2 separate regions of the Homo sapiens genome follow, and region 2 is linked to region 1. A link is an interaction called in ENCODE POLR2A ChIA-PET data of the cell type or tissue named here. Cell type or tissue: PC-3. All regions are shown on one strand.

Region 1 (8,000 bases):
GAGGCCGAGGTGGGCGGATCACAAGGTCAGGAGTTTGAGAACAGCCTGGCCAACATGGTGAAACCCCGTCTCTACTAAAAATACAAAGATTACCCGGGCGTGGTGGTATGCACCTGTAATCCCAGCTACTCAGGAGGCTGAGGCAGGAGAATAGCTTGAATCTGGGAGGCAGAGGTTGCAGTGAGCTGAGATTGTGCCATTGCACTCCAGCCTGGGTGACAGAGCGAGACTCTGTCAAAAAAAAAAAAAAAAAAAGTGCTATCATAGCTATAATATAGTTGCGTTCAAAATCTGATGGGAACTTAGGAAGATTTACTAAAGCTGTTGGGTTGCTGGTCAACATTGCCTCACTAAAGATGATAAGTAGTGATGGTGATCCATATATTTGGGTGTTGCAGAGTCAATACACAAAATAAAGGAAGGTGGGAAAGGATAAGAAATAAGTAATTATTAAGCATCTACTAAGTGCCTGATGACAACTGGGTAAATTCATGAAAATTATGTCATTTAATCCTTACAAGCACCCTGGGTCCTAAGTTATAGTCACTTTTCAGATGAAAAATCTGAGACTTGGGCCAGGCACAGTGGCCCATGTCTATAATCCCAGCACTTTGGGAGGCCGAGGCTGGGGGATCGCTCAAGCTCAGGAGTTCGAGACCAGCCTGGGCAACATGGTGAAGCCCTGTCTCCACAAAAAATATAAACATTAGCCAGGCGTGGTGGCACATGTCTATAGTCCCAGCTACTCGGGGGGCTGAGGTGAGAGGATCAGTTGAGTCTGGGATGTTGAGGCTACAGTGAACTGAGCTCATGCCACTGCACTCCATCCTGGGAGACACAGCAAAACCCCCTTCCCCCACTAAAGAGAAGAAAAGAAAAAGCTGGGACTTGGAGAGAATAATAGTTTATCCAAAGTCCTACAGCTAGTGGGAGGCAGAAGCAGGATTTCCATATGTGTCCAGACTCCCCCCACCATATCATGTGGTTACAACTAAATGAGACAAATAAAGCACACAAGAAAGAGGAAGTGGGCAAATTTGGTTTTGCTGCCTCTCGAAGTGAGCGTGACTCAGAGATTTCTGACAGCAGAACCTAGTGGTTTGTGGAGTCAAGGTCTATAAATGTTTCTGTTACTGGATTCAGGAGATTTAACTCAATAACAGAAGCTAGCTGTCAGATAAAGACTGGAATAAACATTTCTTTGCATTGGTATATAGATCCACAAATGTGAGCAATGAGAACTCTCTGGATGGTTTCCACAGAAAATGAAGTGTAGTTGAATCTCATTTATTTGGAAGTTGTCTATCTATAAACTCACACATCCAGCACACAACAAGGAATCAGCAAATCAGCAAAACTCCATGAGCGCTCAAATAGATGTCATAACCAACACATCGTAAATCTCAGGCACCACGCTGTTTATTCCATTCCAAATGCCTTCAAGCCTTCAATTAGAATCTAGATTTAAAATATTTAGTATAATTTTTTTAACCTTTTGAGAGTATAAGGTATTATTTATTTTTACTTATTAGTACTACCTCCTTTGAGATACTTAATCTTAAAATGTGGATTAGTGATTCTTACTTTTTATATGTCCTGGTTCAATTTGAGACTATGATGAAAGCTGTAAATGCACATATCACGTTAAATTATCCACACAATTTCAGTGATCATGATCCCCCGAAGTCCCAGGGCTCAATAAATAACTCTGGAATATAGAGTAATAGGTGTACCTTTAAGAATATTATATAAATACTGTTTATTGTAACTGAGCCTTTGACACGGATTGAGAACCAGCCAGTTGGATTTAAGTGTTCCTAGCATTAAATAAGAATGCAGCCTGTTCTATGCTGCAGATTAAACAAGTGCTTTCGTAGCCTGGAGAACGGTACACACACAGACACATTTAACAAAACACCATGCTAATATTTCAAGGTTTATGGGGTGCCTGGATCAGATAGCCTCAACCCTTGTGCCCAAGAGTCTCATGACCGTTTGGGAACATCACAAACCTCTAGATCCTACCAGTGCATGGCCCCAGGAGATGACGATCCACGTAAGAATGCTGGTCCCTTCCCTCATCATTCCTTCCTCATATCTCAGCTGAGTCCAAACTATAATGTGAGGGATCAGGGATACACATGTAGACCATAGACTACGACAACAATGATTTTAACCTGGAAAATCTAAACAGGTGTAACTACATGTTGATTTCAACTCTAAAATTTAAATACAGCATATATGTAATATTTTAAGGGTGATTAATATAACTTTTGGGTGTATGTGCCAAGATAATTGACTGTAAAATATGCTTTAGTAAGTGGCCGAGTTAACTTGTTTTATAGATTTATTGATTATAAGCCACTTAAATGTGGAGCTAAGTCTAACAAAATAATTACTTTGGGTTTAGAATAGCTGGTCTGTAGCTCTTCCTTTTCAGTGGTCAAGTAACAGGGCAACTTCTCCATTAAAGCCACTCCTAGTTCATAACAATAAAAGCCATTGTTTTCAAATATAACAATCTTTATTTACTTACCTAAAGAAGTAGAGTGCTGCCAATTTCATCCAAGAGTAATTTGCTAAGGGGCATAAAATGTCTGTTTCTTCAAAGCCCATGGGGAATCTGGTGTTTACGTGTTGGACTTTATGTTTTTTGGGGGGTGGCGGAAAAATCTACTTTGCTTCTTTTTTTGTTGTTGTTATTGATATTGTTAGTGTTTTTTTGTTGTTTTTAGACACAGGGTCTTACTGTGTCACCCAGGCTGGAGTGCACTGTTGTCATCATAGTTCAATGTATCCTTAAACTCCCAAACTCAAGGGATCCTCCCACCTCAGCCTCTCAAGTAGCTAAGTACTACAGTGCACGCTACCATGCCTGGCTAATTTTTACATTTTTCTGTAGAGACGTGGGTCATCATATGTTGCCCAGGCAGGTCTGGAACTCTTGGCCTGAAGCGATCCTCCTGCCTCAGCTTCCTAAAATTCTGAGATTACAGGCATGAGCCATCACATCTGAGCATTTGTTTAACAAAGAAAGAAAAAAGGAAGCCATGTCTCTCAATACCTACATTTAAACAAATAGAAAATAAATATTTTCAGAGGCTCAGTTGAAGAATCAGAATAAGTAATAATACTCTATGTTTAACCTAAAATTGCATCTGCTTTAGACTTTACCCACAAAGAGGTCTGCCTGCATTTCAGCTTTCATGAAGTTGTAAAGTAATTGTTCTTTCCTTTTGGGAGGGAAGACAAAACACCGTTCGCAGTCATGGGAGAAATGCTTCCTCCATGCATGGGGCTTGGAAAATGACTGGTGAGGTGAAGTCTTCATTCACTTCGGGGTTTCATTTTTAAAGTAATATGCCAACTGATGAATGTTATACATGATTCGGGCACAGAATTGCTAAATTTTTGCAAAATTGAAGAGTATAGATTCACAGTTTTCCAAGTTTTTTTTTTTAAGTCATAGACTACTTTCTTTTTTCTTTTCTTTTTTTAAACATTTTATGGTATTTGCTTTATTGCTTATCAGTCCTTTTATCCATCCCTCTATCCATCCATCAACCCATCTTTAATTTTTTATTTTATTTCGTTTTAAGTTCCAGGATACATGTGCAGGATGTGCAGGTTGGTTACATAGGTAAATGTGTGCCACGGTGGTTTGCTGCACCTATCAACCCATCACCTAGGTATTAAGCCCAGCATGCATTAGCTGTTTTTCCCGATGTTCTCAGTACCCACACCTCCCCTAGAAGCCCTAGTCAGTGTGTGTTGTGCCCCTTCATGTGTCCATGTTTTCTCATCGTTCAGCTCCCACTTATAAGTGAGGGCATGCAGTGTTTGCTAAGGATAATGGTTTCCAGCTTCATCTATGTCCCTGCAAAGGACATGATCTCATTCCTTTTTATGACTGCGTAGTATTCCATGATATATATGTGCCACATTTTCTTTATCCAGTCTGTCATTGATGGGCATTTGGGTTGATTCCATGAAAGACTCTTTCTTTGAATGAAAGTATGCCCTGCAGCCCAAGTGAAACTGCTAAGTGTGGACCCGCCCACCTCCCCTAGGCTCTCAGCAATTGTCCCCTGGTCTCTTCTCTCAGCTGCACAGAGCCTTGCTTATTGTTGGGCATGGAGTAGCTTTATCCCAGCTTAATAAAGCACTCATGGGAGGACCGAGAGGGGCTTTAGGATGCTAACCACTGACAACAGGATTTTAAGGCATGAATGATTCACAACTGATTTGTGAAAGAAATAGCAGTATTTCCTAAACTCTTTGGGTTAACATCCTGGGATAAAGAGGAACATTGGCATTCTTCTTCCTTAGATTATGTGTGTATGCATGTGCACAATGCTAATATTGGTAATCTTTTTTTTTTTTTTGAGATGGAGTTTCGCTCTTGTTGCCCAGGTCGGAGTGCAATGGGGCTATCTCAGCTTACTGCAACCTCCGCCTCCTGGGTTCAAGCAATTCTCCTGCCTCAGCTTCCCAAGTACTTGGGATTACAGGCATGCGCCACCATGCCTGGCTAATTTTGTATTTTAGTAGAGACGGGGTTTCACCACGTTGATCAGGCTGGTCTCAATCTCCTGACCTCAGGTGATCCATCCGCCTCAGCCTCCCAAAGTGCTGGGATTACAGGTGTGAGCCACTGCGCCCAGCCATAATGTTGGTAACCTATATAAGAGTTACTCATTCTCTGCTGAAAGAAGAGACTCTTAACCATTCTTCTCTCTTTAAAGGAAGATTGCTCTCCATTTTCTTTGCTTTCTTTGGGTTTGAGTCATTTTTCAGTTGAATTAGCAGGGCACAGTCTGTTTCTTCAATGAACAAATAACAATGCCCTCTTGATTCGAGATTATATAATTGACTATGACTCATGAAATGTTTGCAAAGTCAAAGTGAAACTGCTGACTTACATTTAGTTTAAGTTTTGATTAAGAGGTTCTCTAGGAACCAACTCTGCAAAGACATTTTGGGGACCACTTGGGAAATCGTTACATCAAAATGGGGTGTATCTGAAAGCTTATTACAAGATATTTTGTGACGTGTTCTCAAAATGTTTTCTTAGAAAAAGTTTTTATAGTTCTCTGAAATTGAGCCAGAGGATCCTGAATCTGACATTTTTTTTTAACTAACAGTGAATTTTTAGTTGAAACAATCTTTGCATTCTGCCATTTATGTAGCTTTTATTTAAAAGAACATAGAAATGCTAAATGATGAAATAAACTATTTTGGATAACCCTACCCATTGAACCTCAAAAGTGTTCCTGACCTTGTTCTTAGAAGCACTTCTGTGCTTTATATGCTGGTTTTCAAACACTGAAAATGTTCATGTGGACTTTCACATTGTTCTGCACCCTGGGACCTCACGCTCAACAGCTGAGATAAGAAAAGAATGCTCTTCAGAGCACTGCGGCTCATTAGAGTGCTGTCCAAAATCTCATCCATGCCTAATAAAGTTAGTGGAATGTCAGGGCCTCTACTGTGATGCAAGGATCTAAATGTGACTTCTCAAGCAGCCAAAATATTAGCTGTCATCCCCGTCCATGCAGAGCTCTAAGACTAGGCCTTGCAGACACAAAACTGTATGTACAGAATGACCCTTGTTATGTTACAAATTTTCAAAATGAATAGAAGAAAGTGGACAGGAAATGCACAATGAGTTCACAGTGGGTACCTGTGGACCTGGGGATGATGGTGATTTTTGTTTTCCTCTATTAACTTTTTCTTTTGCATTTTTAAGCTTACAACAATGCAAATATGCATTTGTAAATGTCAAAGCAACATAGTTTTCTAAAAAGTGGAATAGATGCTGTAGTTATTGGCAGAGCCACAATCAGAGTGAGGACATGGTGACCATGAGCCCTGAATGTAGGCTGCCCAATAGCATTGCCAGACCTGCACGTCAACCTGGGGTTTAAAATATGCTCATGGTAGGGGTGCTGAGTCAGGAACCTGCTACAAGCCAGAAGGACCAAACACCTAGAAAGGTAATGACTTTGGGCTGGGCGCGGTGGCTCACATCTGTAATCCCAGCACTTTGGGAGGCTGAGGTGGGTGGATTGCATGAGCCCAGGAGTGCAAGACCAGTCCAGGCAACATGGTGAAACCCCGTCTTTACAAAAAATACAAACATTAGCTAGGTGTGGTGGTGTGTGTCTGCAGTCCCAGCTACTCAGTGAGGCTGAGGCAGGAGGATCACCTGAGCCTGGGGAGGTTGCAACTGTAGCGAGCCATGATCATGCCAGGCTGGGTGACAGAGTGAGACCCTATTTAAAAAAAAGAGAGAGAGAGAAAAGAAAAGAAAAAAAGAAATGTAATGACTTTGGACCAGTGGGGAAGCAGAGAGAGCAGCGTCATCTTATATCGCACATTTAGGATCTGCATCCAATCCTCCTGACTTCCACTGTGGCTGGGGCCCTGTCAGCCTTTCTCACTTTAATGTTCTTTGTCTGTTTTTATCCAAAACCGTTGAGGATGATATTCTCTTTTTTTTTCTTTTTTTTTTTTTTTGAGACGGAGTCTCTCTCTGTCGCCCAGGCTGGAGTGCAGTGGGGTGATCTCCGCTCACTGCAAACTCCGCCTCCTGGGTTCACGCCATTCTCCTGCCTCAGCCTCCCGAGTAGTTGGGACTACAGGCGCCCGCCACCATGCCTGGCTAATTTTTTGTATTTTTAGTAGAGATGGGGTTTCACTGTGTTAGCCAGGATGGTCTTGATCTCCTGACCTCGTGATCTGCCCTCCTCGGCCTCCCAAAGTGCTGGGATTACAGGCGTGAGCCACCACGCCCGGCCGATATTCATTTTAACAACATTTTAGGTGGTACATACGTTTTGGTCAAGGAGAGATACAGACAGAGTTTTTCCTGGGTGTTGGTAGTTGCCAAAAATGAATCTCTAGCCTGGGAGTTTCTAGGGCATGCGGTGGAGTTGAGGGTGGGCTAAACAGGTGAAAAGATGTGGCGCTGGCCTCTAGGAGAAGCAGAGAAGGCAACGGTGGATCCGAGAAGTGACTTTTGTGTTTCACACTCCCTTGTCTTCTTTACATCCTCTTCTTATAGCAGCTCTTCCCCTGCCTCTGGTGTTCCTGTCCTCTTGGTGCCCTCTGGGTGGTCAAAACCCAACAAGAGCACCCCTTGGAATCTGCTTGCCCAAAAGGGCTCCTTTCCCTTCATTCCTGTTTTGTTCCTTTCTTCCCTATCTCCCTGTGCTTCCTTTATCCTCATGAAATGTATGCACAGAGCCCACAGCATATTTAGACTCAGAACACTGAGAAGTTTGAGAGTAGTAGCTGTCAGCTCCTTCATATAGCTAATAATTTGGGACTAATATTTTGAACAGTGTCAGGGAAGACAGTGTGCTAACATGACCTGCTACATTAGATGGCGGCCAGCCAACTGCTAAGAGTGTGTGTGTGTGTGTGTGTGTGTGCGTGTGTGTGTGTGTGTACGCATGTGTGTGTGTGTGTGTGTGTGCGTGTGCACATGTGTGTGACAGGCAGTCACCTCCTGGCTGTCAGAGAGCTCCAGACAGTTCAGGACAGAGGCATGACCAGGAGTATTGCAAGAGTCCCAAAGCCCTGGGCAAGAGAGGCTAAATTTCTCTGCAGTTTTAGCTTAGACATGTACAGACTTAGCTGATGGACTCAGATCCACAAAAGGCTGGACTGGAGGGAGAGCCATGGGGCTGCTGGCAAAAGCCAAGATGAGCCAAGAAGTCTAGCAGTGTGGGAAGAGGCAGCAGATCCTTGTGCAGGCGTCGCTGACCTAGACCCCCTGTGCTCTCTGTTCCCCAAGCAATGCTCACAGCAAAGTGTGTGCCACTATGGAAAGTCCTCATCAATGAGCAGAAAGAGGTGTGTGTGTGTGTTGGTGGTGGGGTGCGGTGAGATGGGGGTGTCCAGAGGAGGTTGGGGGCAGCACGGCAGCCACCCGTGAGCAATGGAGTGGCAGCTGCCAACAGAGCAGTCAACAGCAGCCACAGCGGCAGATGCCA
Region 2 (8,000 bases), 190 kb before region 1:
TATTAAATCTTTGAGACTGGATGACCTCACCAAGTGAGTGAGAGTAGGGAGACAAGGAAAGGAATCTAGGGCATCGCAGCCTTTAGAAATCTGGGAGCTGAGCAACCAGCAAGGATTGCAGTGAAGTTGCTGCCAGTATGTAGGAAGAGGAATAGGAGAGGGTGATGGCCAGAGGCAAGCGAAGGAGGTGTTCCCAGAACAAGGTAGTGATCAACTGGGGCAAATACTGCTGTGAGGTCAGTGAGAGGATGACTGAGAATTGACTATTGTATCTAGTTAGCTGTGTGCAGGTTGGTGAACTTGACAGGGTGGTTTTGGTGGGTTGGTGGGACACACAGCTGATGAGTAAATTCAAGAACAAACAGGAGGAGAGGAATCGATGTCCTAAGAAACCACCTGCTCGTGAAGCACCTCCCTCAATGCACACAGCTCTTTGTATTCTCAGGATGCTGAATGCGTTTTATTTTAATTCCTTTAAAATCTGTAATCAGCTGTTTGGTAACTAGATATCTGATAAATGGGGACATGTTATGCCCTCCCTGAACTGGGTAACAGGACACTGTAGATTATGCAATCCCTTATTTTAATACTAACAATGCCATTCATTTAGTGAATGACTATGTACTGGTGGCTTCTACAGAGAAGAGTTATTCAGCAGAAATTATCTCTTCATTTTTTTTTTTCACATTGTTTTGGAAATGAAGATCAGGAAATGAGTAAATAGCTCTCTCTCTGAGTTTGGTGTTATTCTATAATTACCCATGTAAGTAGAAAAGATTTGTAATGGACAGATCCAAAACCTTGGAAGAATTCCTTGTTATTAAGTATTTACCTTTATATCTTTTAAGATTTATCTGAAACATTCAGAATGCCATGAAATCATATGTATGTCATGTCTGGTACAGACCCTAGGTGGAAGGCATTTGTTAGCAGGAAAACTGGTGCAACTGGAGAGAAACCAATCAACTTGAAATAGAATTCACCAGCTGTTTATTGAGTACCTACCGTTTGTCAAGTTCTTTTCTAGGTGCAGTGAATAAGACAGGGGCTGTCTTTGTTTGGTGACTTCAGTTAAGTGGAATACAGACAAATCAACAGGCATTTAGACTACAGGGCATCATAGAAGTGCAGAGGGAGGAGTATCTCATGCAGTTATGAATGGGCGCCACAAGAGAAGGCTTCCTGGAGGAAGAGACATTTAAATTGAGACCTGGGCCGGGCGCGGTGGCTCACGCCTGTAATCCCAGCACTTTGGGAGGCCGAGGTGGGCGGATCACCTGATGTCGGGAGTTCAAGACCAGCCTGACCAACATGGAGAAACCTCATCTCTACTAAAAATACAAAATTAGCCGGGCATGGTGGCGGGCGCTTGTAATCCCAGCTACTCAGGAGGCTGAGTCAGGAGAATCACTTGAACCCGGGAGGCAGAGGGTTGCAGTGAGCCAAGATCATGCCATTGCACTCCAGCCTGGGCAACAAGAGCAAAACTCCATCTCAAAAAAAAAAAATTTAAATAAAATAAATAGAGACTTGTAGGATGAGCAGGAGGTAGCTCTGTCTAGGGCAGGAGAATGTTCTTGGCAGAAAACTGGGAGGCAAGAGACAGCATGGCATTTTGACATTGTCAGCCACTGAAAGAAGCCGATGTGGTGGCTCTGTTGTGAGGTGAATGGAAATAGATGAGGCTGGAGAGTCGGGAGTGGGATGTTAGATCACCAAGCCCCTCTGTAAGTCTCCAAGCAGGTGGGATCCAAGGAAAGAATGAAGATCTTTTCGTGGCCTTCCTTTGTGGAGGAACTGTGTGTGTATTTGTATCTATGTATTGTGTGTGCACACATATAATAGATACATTATACATATTAGATATATTGTATACGTATATACACACACAATACATGGATACATATGCATATTATATATCATATATACATGCATAATACATATGATATATATACTTAGATACATACATATAAATATGCATACATGTGTATTTATTTTTTAGGGCTCATTATTTGATTCAGAATTCTATCAGGCAGGCACTGTCCTCTCTTTAATGGGATGTAGCACTAACTGGGTTTTAGACCTGCAGTGGCCCAGTCACCCTACTGTAGGGGAAGCTCCTGGATCTCCAGGGGAAATGTCACTGAAAGGCTCTGTGCAAAAAGGAACTTGACTTACTGGGTATTTATTTCCTTTGATCTGTGAAATGTAAAACTGAGCTGACTTTAAGCATAAGAAAACATTAAAAACTCTTCATTAAAGAAAGAAGAAACTACTAACACATTGACCTGAGCTAAAAAAAAGAGATGGGAGTTTGGGCTGACAGGGAGTGGGAGAGGAAAGGGGAGCCATGATGAATGGAGAGGAGGGAGACTGGGGTGGGGGAAGGCGGAGGAGCCCAGACGGCGGAAGTTTGGAGGGGAGTGTTCCCCGGAGGTCACACCTTGAGGTGTGGGTGTTTTCTGTGTTATCACCTGTGATCTGCTGCCCCTTGCTGATGAACGATTAGGAATTGTTTCTAGCTTAGTATGTAATTTAGTCTTTATATGTTCAGAGACTTCACTCTGGTGGGATAAGCCAAAGCATAGCATTGGTTGGAATTTTTTCTCTGGAAGTGGTTAGAAATATCAATCATCTGAGGGTTAGGATTCCCTAACCCCACGCCCCCAAAGAAGGGTACATGTAAGATAAACAATATAATCCAGTATTTCCAACAGAACACTCCTCATCCCCCGATTTCAGTGTACCTAGTATTTATTAGTATTTATACCCATACGCTAATATACAATAGAGTGACTTTGTTTGTTTGTTTGTTTGTTTGTTTGTTTTGAGATGGACTCTCACTTGGTCACCCAGGCTGGAGTGCGGTGGTGGGATCTCGGCTTACTGCAACCTCCACCTCCCGGGTTCAAGCGATTCTTGTGCCTCAGCCTCCCAAGTAGCTGGGACTACAGGCGTGCGCCACCACACCAGGCTAATTTTTGTATTTTTAGTCGAGATGTGGTTTCACCGTGTTACCAAGACTAGTCTTGAACTCCTGACCTCAAGTGATCTGCCCACCTTGGCCTCCCAAAGTGCTGGAATTACAGGCGTGAGTCATCGTGCCCAGCAGCAATAGGGTGACTTTACACCGAAATCTTGAAAATACATACAGTGAGCATCTCAGACACAGGCCCAGGGGAATCATATATTTGTTGTACCAGATCCAGAAGCAGCCATGTGGGTATTTATTTCTGAGTTCCTGAACCCTGTAAGAACACACAGGTTATACTTGAAATGAATGGGAATTGATTAGGCAGAATGAAAAAAAACTCAAAACCCACAAAACCCCACCTCTGAAGGGTGTGGCCGCTCGCCCTCCCCTTTGTGTCATTTTCCAGATTGTTCATGTGGTTGAGGTTGTCGCATCATTCCTGGGGTTAAACGTACACTCAGTTCTGGGAAAGCTTCCATTTTCAACAGTCCAAAGTTAGAATTCAGTGGAATGTGATTTGAAAGTAATTTAACAAGGTACATTTTAAGTTTTTAATAGTTACCTTTTTAAAAAAGTCCCAATTTTTCTGCTCCTGTCACCCCTGACCCCAGTCATGATTTCTGAGTATATGATCTCTTGGAGGACATGGATAGCTGTTATTTTAACTTTGAATTTAGCATCCTCATCTGTATATTTTAGCAATTTGAAATTGTGTTTTGTAACTTTTTTTGGTATCAATTGTTTTCACATCCTGAGGGTGTTCTTATTTCTTTTCTTTTATCTTTTAAAAAGATCCATCCCTAGAATGAATATTGAAAAAATATTTCCTTAAGATAGCATGTGGATTAGTATCTTTTTCGTATTTTCAGATTTTAAGATGAACTTTAACTTGATATGTAATGTTCCAGTCATGCTGTAGAAATTCCATCTCCTAAAGTCATGCTCTCATGAATTAAGGAGAAAAGGAACATTTCCTAAGAGTAGTAACTAATAACAAAGAAATAAAAAAGTACAAATGTCCATAAGCAACCTTAGGAATTCAGGAAGAAATCTAAGAAGAATCTGCCTTGTTAAATGAAACTGTGGTAGACTTCCTGGGAGTGGTAAATGATGTGAAATCAATCTGTTATAATGACTTAATTGTCATCAAAAGATCTCACACCAATTTTGTGGGTTAAGGTTGGTAATTATCATCTTTGGTGGTAATTATGTAACTATAACATTATAAAAACATTATAAGACTACCTTACTTTTCTTATAAAAGCAGATTGCATAGTTTAGATCTTATCGTTGTTATTGCTAGTTTTGTTTGCGCTTTACAGATCTAAAGTTATAGTGAGAGTGACATACTGTTGATAAGATGTAAAGATTAGAGTTGTTTGGTTTGTTTTTTGTTTCATGTAGTTAACATTCTTTTTTCTCTTTTAAAAATAATTATTTTCATCTCAAAGTCAAGTGATAGTAGTGTTAACATTTGTCCTTGAGATGGTCAAGGATGGCATCTGTTTGTTCAAATTAGGGCCCTGGCAATAAAGGTCTTTGGTAAATATTTGACAGGGAAGAAGGTAAAACCCTAAAGTCTCTTTGTCCAACAAAGTTGGAATCAGCCTATAAAAACCATGGCTCTGGCTTCAGCGCGTCTGTTTTGGGTAAAGGTGGGAGCACATGCCTGTAGTTAATTGCCTGCAATAGAGAATAATTGTTTTACTTTTAGGGATTTTGCCTGGAGAGAAAATGTATTCATGTGTCCATTCATTCACAGTCTCTTCCTGTCTCTGTTGGGGCTGGATAAATCAGTGTGTTTGTGGGTGGGCCGTTCCTCATTCTGAAACATTGTGGCTGCTGCAGGGTGACACAGTACTGGAGAACCAGGGCTGTTCAGGAGCTGCCCAAGTTTGGATCCTTTACTCCTCTCATGGTTGCCTGACGTTGGCCAATTTATGTACATTGTTTAGTCAACTAGCTCATCTTTAAACTTGGAATCATGCTGTTACTAAACTTTCAGGATTTGTTTTCAGGGCTAAATGAGATAATGTGAGTGAAGCATTTATCATAATATCAGCCATATTTTAAGTGCTTAATAAAGCCTAGGTGCTACTTTTGTTGCATAGAACTCAGGCATATCCTGGAAAAAAAAATCACATCTTCCAACGGGGTAGTTTCAATCTCAAATCAAACAAGGATACTCTGCCTTTTATAAATAGTAAACTGCCCATTGGTGAGAGGAATGGTAAAGAGAAAACTGGATCCCACATCCTTTATGCAGTGTGTTAATATGAAATGGTGTTGAAACTAAAAATACAAAAATTAGCTGGGTGTGGTGGCACGTGCCTGTAGTCCCAGCTACTCAGGAGGCTGAGGCAGGAGAATCACTTGAACCCCCTCACCACCTGCCCCCGCAAAAAAAGAGGAGAAGGCTGGGCACAGTGGCTCATGCCTGTAATCCCAACACTTTGGGAGGCTGAGGCGAGAGGACTGCTTGAGCCCATGAGTTCGAGACCAGCCTGGGCAACAAAGTGGGATCCCTGTCTCTATTTTAACTTAAAAAAGTAAAAATTTTTAATTAAAAAATATTTTAAAAAAAGAAAAGATGGCCAGGTGTAGTGGCTTACGCCTGTAATCTTAGCACTTTGGGAGGCCGAGGCAAGCGGATCACCTGAGGTCAGGAGTTCGAGACCAGTCTGGCCAACATAGTGAAACCCCGTCTCTACTAAAAATACAAAAGATTAGCTGGGTGTGGTGGTGTGTGCCTGTAATCCCAGCTACTTGGGAGGCTGAGGCAGGAGAATTGCTGGAACCCAGGAGGGGGAGGTTGTAGTGAGCCAAGATCGTGCCATTGCACCCCAGCCTAGGTGACAGTGCAAGACTCCATCTCAAAAAATAAGATAAAATAAAATAAAATAAAATAAAATAAAATAAAAATTAGCTGGGCGTGGTGGCCCGTGCCTGTAATCCCAGCTACCCAGGAGGCCGAGGCAGGAGAAATCACTGGAAGCCAGGAGGCGGAGGCTGCCATGAGCCGAGATCGCACGACTGCACTCTGGCCTGGGAGACAGAGTGAGACTCCGTCTAAAAAAAAAAAAAAAGAAAAAGAGAGAGAGAGAAAAGAGAAGACAGTTGTACCTTTTTAAATGTCATGCTGTCGAGGGGTGATGGTAAGTGAGTTCTTAAATGTCTTTCCTCAGTTCTTCCACTAGCATAAAGAGACCTGAGGGCTGGCGATATTGACGTGTAGAGTAGGCATTACACGGCCGAGGGGAAGCATCCACAAAGGCACACCCTTGAAGGCCATATCTCTTGTTTTACCATAGTTAATACCCAACACTTACTACATTTCCTGCTTTACTGCTGCTTTTGATAACTGGTGGGTGTGGCAGTAATACATGGGTGTGTCCACGATGTAGTGGGTATGCCAGTGAGTTATTGTCCTGGCAGAACAGCCCCAGATGGAAGGTGTCCCGTCGCGCCAAGCCCAATTAAGGAAACCAGCCCGGTTCTTCTTGGGAGCCAAGAAGTTATTTGGAAAGATCTGCTCCTATAAGCACTGTTGGGAGTAACTTATAGAAGCAGATCTTACAGAAGCAACCACCAGAAGGGTGATTACCCCTGTTCCTTAGTCACCAGAGTTGCTTCTTCAGTTTCCAAATCACAGAAAGTCTCAAACTTCTCAAGGGACTTTTAGATTGCCTGTGCAGCGAGGAGAAAGAATGATGCCCACCGTGTCAAAGAGGCGCCTTGCAGGGAGTAACCTGGAGTGACGTGAATCACGCTGTTCGTATTAAGAACAGATTTGGTCTTATGGTGAGCAGGACTCATACCTGATGCGTTTTGGGAAATGCAGGTGTTAAATAAAAAACTTAAAAGTTGACCTGATTTGCCTTTTATAGATGAAGGAGACTTTTTGTAAGGCATCTTTGAGCCAGGGGAAAAAACTGTTTCTATATTTTATTCAGTGTGTGCCTGTTTCTGGAACAGAGCTTTAGTAAGTGATTAATGTAGAAAAGTTCTTTTAAAACTGGAAAATTCTGTATGCGCCAAAGAAGCCCCTTTCCAACCCTTTAGAAACACATATAATTTCTTCTAGATCAGTTTCCAAGTTAATATTTGTCTAATTTTTGTGTGTTGAGTAGTACTTTTCAAAAGATATTTGTAAGATACCTAGACCAATCCTCTCCTCCCAAACATTATAGGTTTGGAACTCTGTGTAGGGAGATGTGATTCATAATTAATGATTCATGTACATCATATTTTAGATGCTGTCAGTTTTCAAACTTGTACTTTGAACTTAAAAGTTGAAAAAATCCACCAAAAATTCCCATAAAGAGAAGTTAAAATCCAAGCTAATTGGCAGCTCTGCCTTCAGTGGAATTGGCAGTCTTGGTGTCTGAGAAAGCAGTGATGATGAATGAAGCTAAAAACCACCTCTCCAAAGGCCTGAGACAGGGAGGTCAGTAGCAGCTACCAGACCTGTGTGGCTATTCAAGCTTTCAAGCCTTAAGACCCAGCGTGGGCCATCAGTGTTCCCGTGCTGGTTAAACTCTCAAAGAAGCTTCGCCTCCATCCAGATGGTAACAATTGATTTTTATTTTCAAGTATTTATTCATTTTCTTTGGGGGAGGGGGAAGGGGATAATCATATTTAGGTTTGAGATGATAGAGACAAGGAGTATCTTTTTTTTTTTTTTTTTTTTGAGTCTTGCTCTGTTGCCCAGGCTGGAGTGCAATGATGCGATCTTAGCTCACTGCAACCTCCACCTCCTGGGTTCCGGCGATTCTTCTGCCTCAGCCTCCTGAGTAGCTGGGATTACAGGCATGCACCACCATGCCCGGCTAATTTTTGTATTTAGTAGAGATGGGGTTTCACCATGTTGGTCAGGCTGGTCTCGAACTCCTGACCTTGTGATCTGCCCGCCTTGGCCTGCCAAAGCGTTGGGATTACAGGCGTGAGCCACTGTGCCCGGCCAGGAGTATCCTTATAGTGAACAAATACTGGGTATGAGGCAGTGCTCAGATGCAAATCCTGTTCA

The links. ChIA-PET counts read pairs that join two places held together with the same protein. Peaks named below come from ENCODE experiments on the same cell type or tissue, not always from the same donor. Only the 100,000 strongest peaks of a DNase experiment are listed, where the experiment ranks them.
Region 2: POLR2A ChIA-PET joins it to region 1 with 7 read pairs; 2 of 35 experiments call an interaction of 5 or more read pairs at or near these places.

What each region holds. Positions count from the first base shown.
Region 1 is chr6:154,295,348-154,303,347 of GRCh38, reverse strand. All of the region lies in intron 1 of IPCEF1 (interaction protein for cytohesin exchange factors 1), which reads left to right. Among named protein-coding and RNA genes, the nearest start is that of IPCEF1, 57 kb to the left of the region's middle. RefSeq lists an enhancer at 705-754. In PC-3, no CTCF peak of the experiment used is centred here; DNase peaks (open chromatin) are centred at 1,047 and 4,807; H3K4me3 peaks cover 550 bases; H3K27ac peaks cover 4,048 bases.
Region 2 is chr6:154,484,360-154,492,359 of GRCh38, reverse strand. All of the region lies in intron 1 of CNKSR3 (CNKSR family member 3), which reads left to right. Among named protein-coding and RNA genes, the nearest start is that of CNKSR3, 22 kb to the left of the region's middle. In PC-3, no CTCF peak of the experiment used is centred here; a DNase peak (open chromatin) is centred at 3,379; H3K4me3 peaks cover 720 bases; H3K27ac peaks cover 2,593 bases.